2 separate regions of the Homo sapiens genome follow, and region 2 is linked to region 1. Evidence: read pairs that join two places in POLR2A ChIA-PET (ENCODE). Cell type or tissue: OCI-LY7. All regions are shown on one strand. Each heading gives the region's core, and the rest is flanking DNA. Links, peaks and the distances in the headings are about the cores only.

Evidence for each region. ChIA-PET counts read pairs that join two places held together with the same protein. Peaks named below come from ENCODE experiments on the same cell type or tissue, not always from the same donor. Only the 100,000 strongest peaks of a DNase experiment are listed, where the experiment ranks them.
Region 2: POLR2A ChIA-PET joins it to region 1 with 5 read pairs; 4 of 35 experiments call an interaction of 5 or more read pairs at or near these places.

What each region holds. Positions count from the first base shown.
Region 1 is chr7:64,683,451-64,690,402 of GRCh38, reverse strand. The region is part of intron 1 of ZNF107 (zinc finger protein 107); the gene reads right to left. It also overlaps the pseudogene BNIP3P11. Among named protein-coding and RNA genes, the nearest start is that of MIR6839, 7.9 kb to the right of the region's middle. In OCI-LY7, for the core only: CTCF peaks have their summits at 1,016, 1,231 and 5,092; DNase peaks (open chromatin) are centred at 1,092, 2,942, 3,682 and 5,132; H3K4me3 peaks cover 4,096 bases; H3K27ac peaks cover 5,000 bases.
Region 2 is chr7:64,797,517-64,804,468 of GRCh38, reverse strand. All of the region lies in intron 1 of ZNF138 (zinc finger protein 138), which reads right to left. Among named protein-coding and RNA genes, the nearest start is that of ZNF138, 6.6 kb to the right of the region's middle. In OCI-LY7, for the core only: no CTCF peak of the experiment used is centred there; no DNase peak of the experiment used is centred there.

The DNA of each region.
Region 1 (6,952 bases), core at 666-5,665:
AGACCTAAATAAAGCCTCCAAAAAGGGTGAATCTGAACAGAACTGCAGCTGGGAGTAAACCCTATATATTACTCTGCTCAACCCATCAACTGTGTAAATATACTAATTAGCCATTTAAACAAATCTCCTGGGGTTTTCTAGGGTAATTTTATTATAAGATAAATATGTATTCTTAGCAAAGTAAAAGAAATAAAAATATTTAAAACTCTTGTGGTCATAAACATTCATTCAAATGATGACCTCAGAAGTCACAACGATATAAAGAAAGTGGCCCAAATAAAGCCCACACGTTTTCCCACACATCTATTCACTTTGCCAACCATATGATGCTTAATTCAACCACGTATTCAGTTGCTAGTCTAGACTAACAGTTCCTAGATGGTAGGGACCATGACTGCTTTATCTATTTTTCTAAGGGCCATATGAAATGGTAGCAATTAGTTTATCTGCTTGAGTCTCCAGACCTCCTCCTTGTTTTTCATCCAACTATCAGGAAACTGGGAAACTCTCAACTGGATACCAACCAAAGACATCTCTTGTATGAGGGGAGGAGCAAACACAGGATGTCTCATTTCTCTTACACTGAGACAGAGGCAGAATTAACCACTCTTGTCAACCTGACACAATTCTGCTCTGGACATCCTCAAATATCTCAAAGATGCCTAGGTGATTGTGAGAGAGTTCCCAGTGACCCTGGGCTGATGGCCAAGGATAAGGCAGGCAGGAGAGACTCAGGCTGATTCTAAATAGAAAGTGGAACTGCCACAGTGGAGCTCCAGATTACGGGTCCTAATTAGCTAGCTCTTGGGCAAAAGGAAAGAAAAAATACTCTAGTCCAGTATTACATTTTACGGGTAGGTATAATTGTGATCATGACTCTCGATACTTTGTGGCCTTCATCTCTCACCCCTAAGATGCTTGTTTACGCTTACAGAATCTGTCATCAGATTCTATTTACACCTGGATCCTCTCACATAACTGTAGCAGGTCACTGAACAAGATCTGAAAAGTTCTAAGAGCAACACTCTCAAAGGGAAGCTTTAAGATGTCTATGTTGACATCTCACAATGCAGAAAATGTCTCCTGTTGGTTTTCTGTACTTTCTCAAACCAGAGTCTGGCCCTGTCTTGTAAATTCCAGGGAGAGGCCAGACCTTATGTACAGATTCTAGGTGGGAGCAGCCTGCCTCTGCATTTTTGGGTGTTACAGCAAGTGGAGCACAACCAAAGGAGAGATCGCCTCATAGAGGCTGCTCTAGCACATTCTAAATAATATGTCTACTTGAAAGGAAAAAGCTGAAGCTACATGAATATAAGTAGAGAGTTTATTTGAGCCAAGATTGGGAATTGTAACCTGGGATCAAAGATTCATGTTGCCAGGAATCTACACTTTGATTAGCGCAGCTGCAAGTGGATTTGTAAAGGCAAAAAGAGAGGGAAAGAGGGTGGGCTGATACAAAGTTGTTTGTCAGAAACTCTCATTTGTTTACAAAAAAATAAGATTGATTATTGATTGGATAAACATTGTTAAGCTATAGGGTGTGGGTTACAGGATCCAGTGTGTCATTATTAGTTTAATTTATACCTACTTGTGGCAATAGCAAGCAGTTTCAAGAGATAAATTCTTAGCTCAAAGAACAGAGAAATACATAATTGTGGTATTATTTTAATGTCTCTGAACCTTATAACTAAAAGAATTTGCATTTCTCAGATAAAAGGTTTTATTTTTTCCCAAATCTTAAGACCCTGATTCAGAATTTGGAGCTGCAAATTTAGTTCCTGGATGGGTGCAGTAGCAGTAGGTGTCATCCACACATTTGTGGGTATTTTAAGAAGAGGAAGAAGGGGTTGGGTGTGGTGGCTCATACCTGTAACACCAGCACTTTGGGAGGCCGAGGCAGGCAGATCACCTGAGGTCATGAGTTTGAGACCAGCCTGGCCAACATGGTGAAACCCCCCCTTCCACTAAACATACAAAAATTAGCTGTACGTCTTGGTGCGTGCTTGTAATCCCAGCTACTCAGGAGGCTGAGGCAGAAGAATCATTTGAACCCAGAAGGTGGAGGTTGCAGTGAGCCGAGATCATGCCACTGCACTCCAGCCTGGGCAACAGAGTGAGAACCCATGTCAAAAAAAAAAAAAAAAAGAGGAGGAAGGGAAAAAATATGGAGATTCTCATGTCTACTTAAGGCACACGTTACTCTGGGTTTCTGGGTCCCATGATCTCTGAAGCAGTTTCTGGTCTAAAGATACAAGAGTCATTGAAAGAGGTAAAATGGTTAACTGCTGCCCTGTGAAGTATGTAGAAATCTGGCCTAGCTCTCTAGAGGTGACTGTAGAGGACTATAACACCAAATAGACAGAGACACAATTCTGCCTGCATATTTAGGGGACAGCATGCATTTTGCAGCACAATTGTGAGTTGACTGGAAGCCTGAAAGGAAAAGCCTCCTCTGGATTAAAGCTTGGTTGGCACCTTATATGTTTATATCATGTGTGGTAATTCTAGACAGTGTTTGGAAAATATAAATAAAAGAAAAATTTTCTCCAGCTCCAGAGTAACTCCACAATGATAGAACAGAAAGAAAGCTGTTTTATTACACAATTCAACCAGAATGTGACATGCATCACAGTCAATCTGCTTAAGAGATTGCAAAGACAGAAAGACGGTCACAATAATTAGTCCACAAGTAGAAAAATTTACAGCACATGTCATACATAGTTCATCATAAATTCACCTGGTAATTTGGGAGGTCATCCATATATGCTAATTGGTTATAATCAATGACAAAATACACTTTTCACATCTTCATGACAAAAGGTAATTTTGCAACTTAAAGCCAGGTGCCTCCTGCTTGCCGTCTCCTGGTAGCTTGTGTCCTCTCTTGACTCCTACCATCTGCCACTGAGGCAGAGCCCCCAGCACACAGCTCACACCTGGCACCCTATATATAACCCCAACTGCCACAGCAGCACTTCAATGCCACATCAGAGAATGAAGCCTGAGTTGCAGGAGGAGAGCCTGCAGGCCTCCTGGGTAGAATTGCACCTTCACAATAATGGGAATGGGTGCAGTGTTTAAGCCTCAGTTTTTTATTTGTAATGGTGACATGGAAATCACTCTGCTGGATTTCCAGCATGAGTCCATATAGAGATAGCTCCAAGAGTTCTCACTATGACAGCCCACCTCATTAACAGACACCATGGGATAGTAATAGGGCTTCCAAAACAGACACCCAATGCATTCAAGAGAAAAACAGCTCACTCTGAAAATGATTATATTGAGAGGGAAAAAAAAAGAAAAGCATCTTAAGAAAAAAACTCAGATTAGATATGATTGAACAAGTCAGCCAGAAAAACTTCCCCTAAAACACATTTCTCTGTAAAAACCCAAAGTGCACAGCTACCCTCAGTATGAAAAACATGAGCATTATGAATAACGGGGGGCATATTCTCAGCAGAATTTTGTAAGTGTGTGTTACAGCGTGGTCTGGATTGAAGACCCAAGCAGACTTTGTGTGAGCAACAAGGCCGTTTATTCACTTGGGTGTTAGTGGGCTGAATCGGAAAAGGGAGTCAGCCCGGAGGTGTGAGGGAGAGCAGTCTTTACAGGGCAAAGTGGCGGGTGGAAAATTACAACATGGTTTTGGGACTTGTTGACTCAAGAAGTTGATCAACCAGTTGGAACAGAAACCCGTTGTTCTTCTTTTGTGGTTTTTGGTTGTTGCAGGTTTTCTGGTTCCAGGAAGTCTGGAGGCATATGTGCTGGTCACAGAGTTCTTAATGGCCCACCGTCAATAATGGCCTGCTGGCAATAATGCAGCCATATTTGTGGGATATGACATTCCTGTCTTTTTGTTTTAATAAGAAAAGAAGTGGACGGGGTGATGTTTCTCAGGGATTCTTCGAGCGGGACTTGGGGCGGCATGGACTCCTAATTGGGAGAGAGATCTTGGGGTGGGGGTGACATTGAGGGGCAGTTAGGAGTAGCATTTGTCGCATAGATTGATTGGTAATAGCTTGAATGAGATTTTGTAGGAACTGAGAGGCTAGACGGAAGAGGCAGGGTCCAAATAGGAGAAGGAGAATGATGGAAATGAGGGGCCCAGCTATAGGGAGAAGCCACAACGCCCAGCTCCAAAGATTGGTGTTAAAAGTCTGAAAGACATTGTCTGATTTTAGAAGCCTTTTCATTTAACTGCGAGGCAGCATCTCGTACTAGTCCAGACTGGTTGGTGGAAAAACAATCTTCCCCTAAAAAGGTGCATAGCCCACCTTTTTCGACGGTTAGGAGGTCTAAGCCACGGTGGTTCTGCAGAGTTACTGCTGCTAAGGAGTCTATTTGGGATTGGAGAGTAAGGGTGGATTTTGCTATGTCTTGTAGGCTGTCTGAGAGATCCTTTGAGAGTGTATGATAGTAGGACAGGGAAGGGGACAAACCTGCTATTCCAGTTCCTGTGGCATTGGTAACTCCTAGTCCTATAAGCAAGGGTATTATCTGCACAGCCCTATGCTGATGGACTTGGGCTCTGACAGGGACTGGTAAGGTTTGGTTTCCAGGGGCAATGTCAATTTTGGGGCTTAGGAAGATTAGGGTACAGGTGCTTGTCCAGTTAGTGGTGAGGCAGACATAGGTTGAAGTTCCACACAAGAAGAATATGCCTTGGCTGGGTAGGCAGAACTGGCTGTGTATGTTAAAAAGGTGTGTGAATTTGTTTTCATTTTCCCACACCCCTAGGGTACTTGCCAAGGCGGCCCCAGTGAGCGGCTGAAAAGGGATGTTTGGGATAAGCTGAGTGGCTCCCTGTGTTTTATTTTCCCATTGGAGGAAAAATCATTTTGTATCTACTAGGAGCCACTCAGAAGGGTAATCGAAAGAGGGGATAAGGAGGCATTCGTCAGTGGTGGGAGTGCTGCTGCAGGAGGTCCAGGGGTGAATGGTCATGCAGTGCGTATGCCTGCCATTACAAAACCCGGATTGTTTGTTAAGCAGAGAGGTGCTGATGACTTCTGGGGGCTTTGAGAAGCGGACAGGCTGTTTGAATGTAGCTGTTTGGGAGACCTGGAAGTTAATACAGTCAGTTGGGGCTTGAAGCTGCAAGGCGTAGTTGCACTGATGGAACAGTAGGTGACCTAGAGGTAGGCCTGATGACAGGTTGTGTTGGATGCATAAAGGGGCTTGGAAAGTTAAGACAGCGTTTGTAGTCACAGGGCCGTGTATGGGCTTTTCATTACTTGTGTAATGGGTGAGGCTGGACATGTAGGAGCGTAAAAGTTGAACTGCACGACCTGTCAGGGTATTTTCGGTCATTTCATTGATGGAGAAGTTGGCCAATGACTGCATATGTAGGAGTTAGAAGGGGCTTTTTCCTTCATTACGAGGGTGGTAGGTTAAGCTAGTAACTACCCAGTTTTTTGTGGGAATGAGAGTGGCAACGTAAGTGGTAGCTGATAGAGAAATGCAAAGCCAGCGTCCTTTGCCAAAGAAGGGTTGGACTGGTTTAACAGAGAGTGGGTTGAGAGTTTTGTAGAGGTAATTAGGCATTACTGGAAGTGGGAGTGCGGCCATGCCAGGTAGCCAAAGGAGCAGGAGGGATAGATAAAGAGTGAGTAGGAAGGTAAACAGAGGCGTCTCATCTGGGAAGAAGTTATACAGAGTGCCCTAAAAGATGAGATCATCTATCCAGTTTAAGAGAGAATCTAAGGTGGGAGTTTGGGGATGAAACCAGGAGATGTCTTGGCAAATAGAGTGGAGGAAGAGGGTGAAGAAGCAGGGCGGACAGGAGCAGGACATTTAAGTTTCTTCAGGGATTTCGGTGAGTTTTAACGAGGTCGGGGAGAGTACTTGCGACTTCCAAGAGGAGGAAGAAGGGTCAGGCTGAGTGTCAGATGGACACAGCTTTACTCTGGAAGGGTGAATCCACTGAGGAGGATCTTGTAAGCAGACAGCCATTGGGGTACCATAAACGACCAGGAAGGGTCCTGTCCACTGAGGTTGTAGAGATCAGGGGGTTAAGCTCTTTATCAGGATGGGCTGTCTGGCCAGAGTGTCCTCATATGGCTGGGTATCTGAGGTGGGTAAAAGAAGGTTAGCAGCCTGACAGATTTCATTCCTAGCCTGTTGGAGGACTGGTGTCTGGGATGAGGTTGGGCCCCAGTAGAAAAGTACTACCATATAAGAGTTCGAATGGGCTATACCTGGTAGGTTCATGGGCGGTGGCTCAGATCCTGAGAAGCACAAGTGGTAGGAGAACAGTCCAGTCCTTTCGGAGTTGGAGGGTGAGTTTTTAAGAGGCCGTTGGCTCTTTCAACCTTTCCTGAGGAATGAGGATGGTATGGGGTGTGGAGATTCCACTGGATGCCAAGGGCCTGGGAAACTGCCTGGGTGATTTGGCTAATGAAGGCTGGACCACTGTCAGATTGGATGGAAGTAGGGAGGCCGAAACAGGTAACAATATCTGTTAGAAGAGAGGTAAAAACTGCTGCAGCCTTTTCAGATCCAGTAGGGAAGGCCTCGACCCATCTGGTGAAGGTATCAACCCAAACTAGGAGGTACTTATATTTTTTGACACGAGGCATATGAGTGAAGTCAATTTGCCAATCTTGTGTAGTAGTAAACCCTCAGGCCTGATGTGCTGGGGAAGGAGGGGGCCTAAGAAAACCTTGGAGTGGCAGACAGAACATTAAGAAGTGATTGTTTAAGGACGGACTTCCATGATGAGAAAGAAATAAGGGGCTCTAGGAGGCGAGCCAAAGGCTTGTATCCTACATGGAAGCGGTCATGGAGGGATAAGAGAATAGATTGCGCTTGTGAGGCAGGAAGAAGGAACTTTCTATGATCTAAGAACCACTTGCCTTGTGAGTTGGAAAGGACTAGCAGAGCAGGTTTTCAGAAGAAGAGTAGTAGGTAGGGATAATAGATGAGAAAGAAATATACTGGTCTTTTGGAGCAG
Region 2 (6,952 bases), core at 943-5,942, 110 kb before region 1:
GGGAGCTTCAGCAAGACTCACAACTCCAAACAACTGAGCTCCCCGAGTAAGCAATTCCTGTCCCTTTTAAGGGCTCACAACTCCAAGGGGGTCCACATGAGAAGGCTGTGATCAATTGAGCAAGCAGGGGGTACATGACTGGGGGCTGCATGCACCGGTAATTAGAACGGAACAGAACAGGACAGGGATTTTCACAGTGCTTTTCTATACAATGTCTGTGATCTATAGATAACATAGCCAATTAGGTCAGGGGTCAATCTTTAACTACCAGGCCCACGGTGTGGCGCCGGGCTGTCTGCCTGTGGATTTCATTTCTGCCTTTTAGTTTTTACTTCTTTCTTTGGAGGCAGAAATTGGGCATGAGACAGTATGAGGGGTGGTCTCCTCCCTTATCCCCACCAGAACTTTTTAATGAAGAATTGGAATATGACTTTGTTAATATAGTGGAATATATTTGAGCTTGCATCATGGGTAAGTGAAGAGCTATTACGGTTTTTGGGTGGCCACATCACCCTTGTTTATTTTTCCTGTAACAGCAGCATTCCAATTTAGTGAAACGAAAGACACTGAAGTTATGCTTACCTATAATTATCTCTATTGGATAAATTAGTAACCATGTTATACTAATATCTACTGTAATAATTTGATAGTAACTTTTTTGATTAGATACACTTAGTATAATTTTAATGTACTATTTATAATGTACATAGGATTTTTAAAAATTGTCTGTAACCATAATCCAATTAAAACACTTTATATTCCAAATGTATGAATATAAAAATATTGAAATTACTAAGGGATTCATTCAAAGCAAATATTGTGGTGTTATATTCACACTACTGTATAAAATACTGCTTAATTTATATGAATGCAGTTTGTCTACAAACACTACACATAACTATGCTAATTGTTCTGAAGTAATAAGCAGAAACCAAAGCACAACCACAGACTCCACTGTTCAGTTCATACACTGAACCTCGCTTTTGCAATGTAAGTACTTCAGCCTGCAAATATTAAATAATTACCTTGGATAATCTGTTTTCTGTCAAAGGAGCTTACTTGGTATCTTTTAGTCTTCATCATTCTGTATTGCTAAATGTAATCCTATCTTTGTGCTCAACTTTTGTGTGCTCTTAAAATGAGCTTTAATCTAAACAAATCTGTGTCTACCTTAAAAGATACAGATTAAATGAAAAAAAAAAAAAAAAAACCTTTGCCAAAGCAAAAACAAAGCAATGAATCTGAGGTCCTAGATAAAGACAATCCTGAGTCAAAAACAATGACAAAAGATTTAGCTGTTAATATGATTTACATATCTTTCAAACAACAAAGAAAAAAATCTACATATAATTTAAGTGCTTTAAAGAAAAATAAATTAACAAAATATCCTCCCTTATTTTCATGCAGGAGAATAAACCCTCTTATTTCTAATTTATATTTTCTCCTACAGTGAGATATTGAGAAGTACACAATTGTTATGTAAGAGGGGGGTAGGGAAAAATAGTCACTCATGCCATTGTCTGGCTCAGTGAATCTGCATTTTTTTTTTTTAACATAAGACAAGACAAAACGAGGCAGGGGAACAATCAGATATGCATTTGTGTCTGTTGGGCAGGGGGGTGACTGTATCTGTAAAGATAAGCTATCAGTTTACATTTTAACAGAAACACCTTAGGGTAAAGATCTTGCGGCTCACTAGAAATTTTCTTGTGGGCAAAAGATGGGGGAGGTATGTAGCTTTTCTTCTTGTAGCCATCTTATTTAGGAACTGAGGACTAAGCTCTGAATTTTTTATCTTGCCCAAATTTCTATCTAATTGTTTGTAAGGGGTCATGCCCTACAAACCATAAATTCTCATCAGATGGGTTTTATTTGACCCTATAGATCGTGACTTACTTTCCAATCTGACTCTGGCGTAACATTATGAGACAAGAAAAAAAAAATCAAAATATTTAACACCAAAATATATTTTCTTGCCATGCCTTGAAATTGCCCTGCAAAAGTCTCTTGTGGGAAAAATGTACATTCTATAGACAATCCCCTTTCCTCTTTTGTTTTCCTTCCTTACATTCCAGATCCAGGAGATAATCAATCAACTAAGAGCCAGGCACCTTTTTAAGTCCAGTAAGAAGAAACATTTTTACAACCTGCTGTCTCTGAAGTCTGCTATCTGAGATTCCTCTCCACAATAAAACTTGGTCTCCACAATCCTTTATCTTAACCTGAACATTTTCTTTCTATTGATCCGAGGTCTTCAGATATACTCAACCAACTGTCAACCGGAAAATGTGTAAATTTGCCTATAGCCCGGAAGCCGCCACTTTGAGTTGTTCTGCCTTTCGGACAAATCCATGTATTTCTTAAATGTATTTCATTGATGTCTCATGTCTCCCTAAAATATATAAAACCAAGCTGTAACCCGACCACCTTGGCCTGATCACAGGACCTCCCGAGGGCTGTGTCACAGGCCATGGTCACTCATATTTGGCTCAGAATAAATCTCTTAAAATATTTTACAGAGTTTGACTCTTCGTCAACAGAGCCAAAAGAGGAAGGCAGGTTTGTGTGACCCCGTTCCCAGCTTAACTTTTCTGTTTGGCTTAATGAGTTTTGGGTCCCAAGATTTAATTTCCTTTCACAGGTGCACATGAATAAGGCAAGTTCTTAGAGATTTATGAAGAGACTTAGATTCTGATACAATAGTGGGAGACTACAACACCCCACAGACACTATTAGACACATTATTGAGGCAGCAAATTAAAAAAGAACTAAACTCAATACTTAACCAAATAGCCCTACTAGAAATCTACAGAACTCTCCATCTAAAAACAACATAATATATATTCTTCTCAGCACCATGTGGCACATACTCTAAAATTGACCACGCAATCCAAAATAAAACAATCCTCAGCAATTTCAAACATCCCAAAATTATACCAACCACATACTCAGACCACAGATTGATTAAAATATAATTCAATACAAGGAAAACCACTTGAAACCATACAAGTACATGGAAATTAAACAACCTGTACCTGAATAACTTTTGGGTATATAATAATATTAAGGCAAAATCAAAAAGCTCTTTGAAACAAATGAGAACAAAGTACAGCATATCAGAATCTCTGCAACACAGCTAATGCAGTGCTAACAGAAAAATTTATAGCACTAAATGCCCCCATAAAAAAGTTAAAAAGATCTCAATTTAACAACCTAACATTATGAATAAAATAAGGAGAGAAGCAAGGGGAAACAAACCCCTAAGCTAGCAGAAGGCAAAAAATAACAAGAGCTGTACTGAAGGAGATTTAGACATAAAAAACTATGCAACAGATCAAGAAATCCAGGAGTTAAATCTATTAAAAAAATTAATAAGCTAAATAACCCACTAGCAAGATTAATGAAGATTCAAATAAATACAATTAGAAATGACAAAAGGGACATTACCACTGACCCCAGAAAAATACAAATAACTATTGAAGTCTACTATGAACACTTCCATGCACACAAACTAGAAAATCTAAAAGAAATAGTACATTCCTGAAAAATACATCCTCCCAGGACTGAACAAAAAAGAAATTGAATCTCTGAATAGAACAATAACAAACTACAGAACTGAATTAGTAATAAATAGCCTAGCAACCAAAAAAAGCCCAGGACCAGAGACATCCACAGCTAAATTCTACAAGATGTATAAAAAAAAGAGCTGGTACCATTCTTTCTAAAACTATTCCAAAAAATTGAGAAGACACTCCCTCCTTCAACTCATTAGGTAAGAACAGCATCATTCAGACACCAAAACCTGACACAGATATAAAAAGAAAACTTTATGCAAATATCCTTGAGGACCATTGATATGCAAAAATCTTCAATAAAATACTGGCAAATTAAATTCAGCAGCACACCAAAAAGTTAATCAGTTATGATCAAGTAGGCTTTTTCTCTGGGATATGAGGTTGGTTCAACATACACAAATTAATAAATGTGATTCGTTACATTAACAAAAATAAAGATAAAAACTGCAAGATTATCTTAATAGATGCAGGAGCTTTCAAAAAAATTTTAACATCTTTCATGTTAAAAACCTTCAACAAACTAGGCATTGAAGGTACATATTTCAAAATAACAAGTTATCCAAGACAAACCCACAACCAACGTACTGAATGGACAAACTGGAAGCATTTCTCCATGAAAACTGGCACAAGACAAGGATGCCTTCTCTCACCACTCCTATTCAACACAGAATTGGTAGTCCACACCACAGTTAATCAGGCAAGAGACTAAAATAAAAGGTATTCAATAGAAGAGAAAAAGTCAAACTATCCCTGTTCACAGACAACATAATTCTATATCTAGAGAACCCACAGAAAAGTTCTTCTCTTTTCTGTCTCCACAGAAACGTTCTTTAAACTGAAGAAGTGAAGCAAAATTTCAGAATACAAAATAAATGTACAAAAATTAGTAGGATCCCTGTACATCAGCAGCATCCAAGCCAAAAGCCAAATCAAAAACATAATCCCAGGCTGGGCCTGGTGGCTCACACCTGAAATCCCAGCACTTTGGGAGGCCGAGGTGGGTGGATCGCCTAACACCTGAGGTCAGGAGTTCAAGACCAGCCTGACTAACATGGTGAAACCCCGTCTCTCCTAAACAAAAAATTAGCCAGGCGTGGTGGCACAGGCCTGTAATCCCAGCTACTTGGCAGGCTAAGGCAGGAGAATCGTTTGAACCCGGGAGGTCGAGGTTGCAGTGAGCCAAGATTGCACCATTGCACTCCAGCCTGGGCAACAAGAGCGAAACTCCATCTCAAAAAACAAATAAACAAACAAAAATAAAAACACAATCCCATTCACAATTGCCACAAAAATAATAAAACATCCAGGAATACAGCTGATCAGGCAAGTGAAAGATCTCTACAAGAATTACAAAACACTGCTTAAATAAGTCAGATATGACACAAATATATTGAAAATTACTTTATGCTCATGGATAGAAAAGATCAACATCAGCTGGGTGGCATGACTCAGCCTGTAATCCCAGCACTTTGGGAGGCAGAGGCGGGCAGATCACCTGAGGTTGGGAATTCAAGACCAGCCTGAACATGGAGAAACCCCGTCTTTACTAAAAATATAAAATCAGCTGGGCGTGGTGGCGCATGTCTGTAATCCCAGCTACTCAGGAGGCTGCGGCAGGAGAAATCACTTGAATCCAGAGGCAGAGGTTGCGGTGAGCCGAGATCGTGCCATTGCACTCCAGCCTGGGCAACAAGAGCAAAACTCTATCTCAAAAAAAAAAGAAAAGAAAAGATCAATATCATTAAAATGGCCATACTGCCCTAAGAAATTTACAGATCTAATGTCATTCTTATCAAGCTACCAAAAACATTCTTAACAGAACTAAAAAAACTATTTTAAAATTCATATGAAACCAACAAAGAGCCTGAATAGCCAAGGCAATTCTAAGCAAAAAGAACAAAGCTGGGCATTACATTATCCAACTTGAAACTATTCTATAAGGCTGTAACCAAAGCAGCATGGTAGTGATTAAAAAAAAAAAAAAAAGGCTCATAGAACAATGCAACAGAATAGAGCCAAGAAATAATGCCACACATCTACAACCATCTGACCATCTGATCATCAAAAAAGCTGACAAGATCAATGTAGGAAGAATTTCCTTTTTTTTTTTTTTTTGAGTCGGAGTTTCACTCTTGTTGCCCAGGCTGGAGTGCAATGGCTCAATCTCGGCTCACCACAACCTCCGCCTCCAGGTTCAAGCGTTTCTCCTGTCTCAGCCTCCTGAGTAGCTGGGATTACAGGCATGGGCCACCATGTCCGACTATTTTTTTTGTAGGGTTTCTCCATGTTGGTCAGGCTGGTCTCAAACTCCCGACCTCAGGTGATCCACCCGCCTTGGCCTCCCAAAGAGCTGGGATTACAGGCGTAAGCCACCATGCCCGGCCAGAATTCCCTATTTAATAAAATGGTACTGGAATAACTAGCTAGCACTATGTATAAGATTTTCTTTTTTGTATTTAAAAAAATAGCCGAATTTTTCTTCAGCGGTCAAATAAAATACTTCTTAATCAAAATATAGTTAAGTTTATCTCCTTCCCACAGCTCCTGAACTTTGAGCTACTCAGTCTGAGCCAACATACAACCCCATTTTATGTTTCTCCTAAAAACTTGCTGACTTCAGGGTAAAACATTTTCTAATCTAAAATCTGATTTGGGCTGAGCGTGGTGGCTCACGCCTGTAATCCCAGCACTTTGAGAGGCTGAGAAGAGCAGATCACCTGAGGTCAGGAGTTTGAGACCACCCTGGCCAATATGGCAAAACCCCATTTCTAGTAAAAATACAAAAATTAGCCCGGCATGGTGGTGGGCGGCTGTAATCCCAGCTTCTCAGGAGGCTGTGGCATGACAGTCACTTGAACCCAGGAGGCAGAGGTTGCAGTGAGGTGATATCCAGCCACTGCACTCCAGCCTGGGCAACAAAGTAAGACTCTGTCTCAAAAAAATAATTTAATTAAAAAATAAAAAATAAAATCTGATTTATACACCCTCCATTTGCCATTCCCCTCTCACCTTCTAATCTTTTTTGCTCCTCCCTAAGAAAGCCTTTATCTGCCTAAACTTTGCAATCCTTAAAGATTATATAGTTGGTACTTCCTTCTGTTGCAGTATTTTAGAATTTTTTAAAAAATAAACCTAATTTTGTTTTATTTTACAAAGTCTAGAAACTGCCTCAAAACAATAACAACTTCATCCTGAGTATGACCCTCCCAATCCCCTTCCATCTTAATGTTTACTGCATCTGCCTGTGGGTCTCCAGTTTTCCAGGGCTCTGTAGCTTCTCTCAGTATAAAGGTTCTTCCATGGCTGGGGTGAGCAGGCTCCGACATCCGCAGGGGAGGCTTCCTAGAAAGAACTAACTGGGCCTTTAATAACCTCCC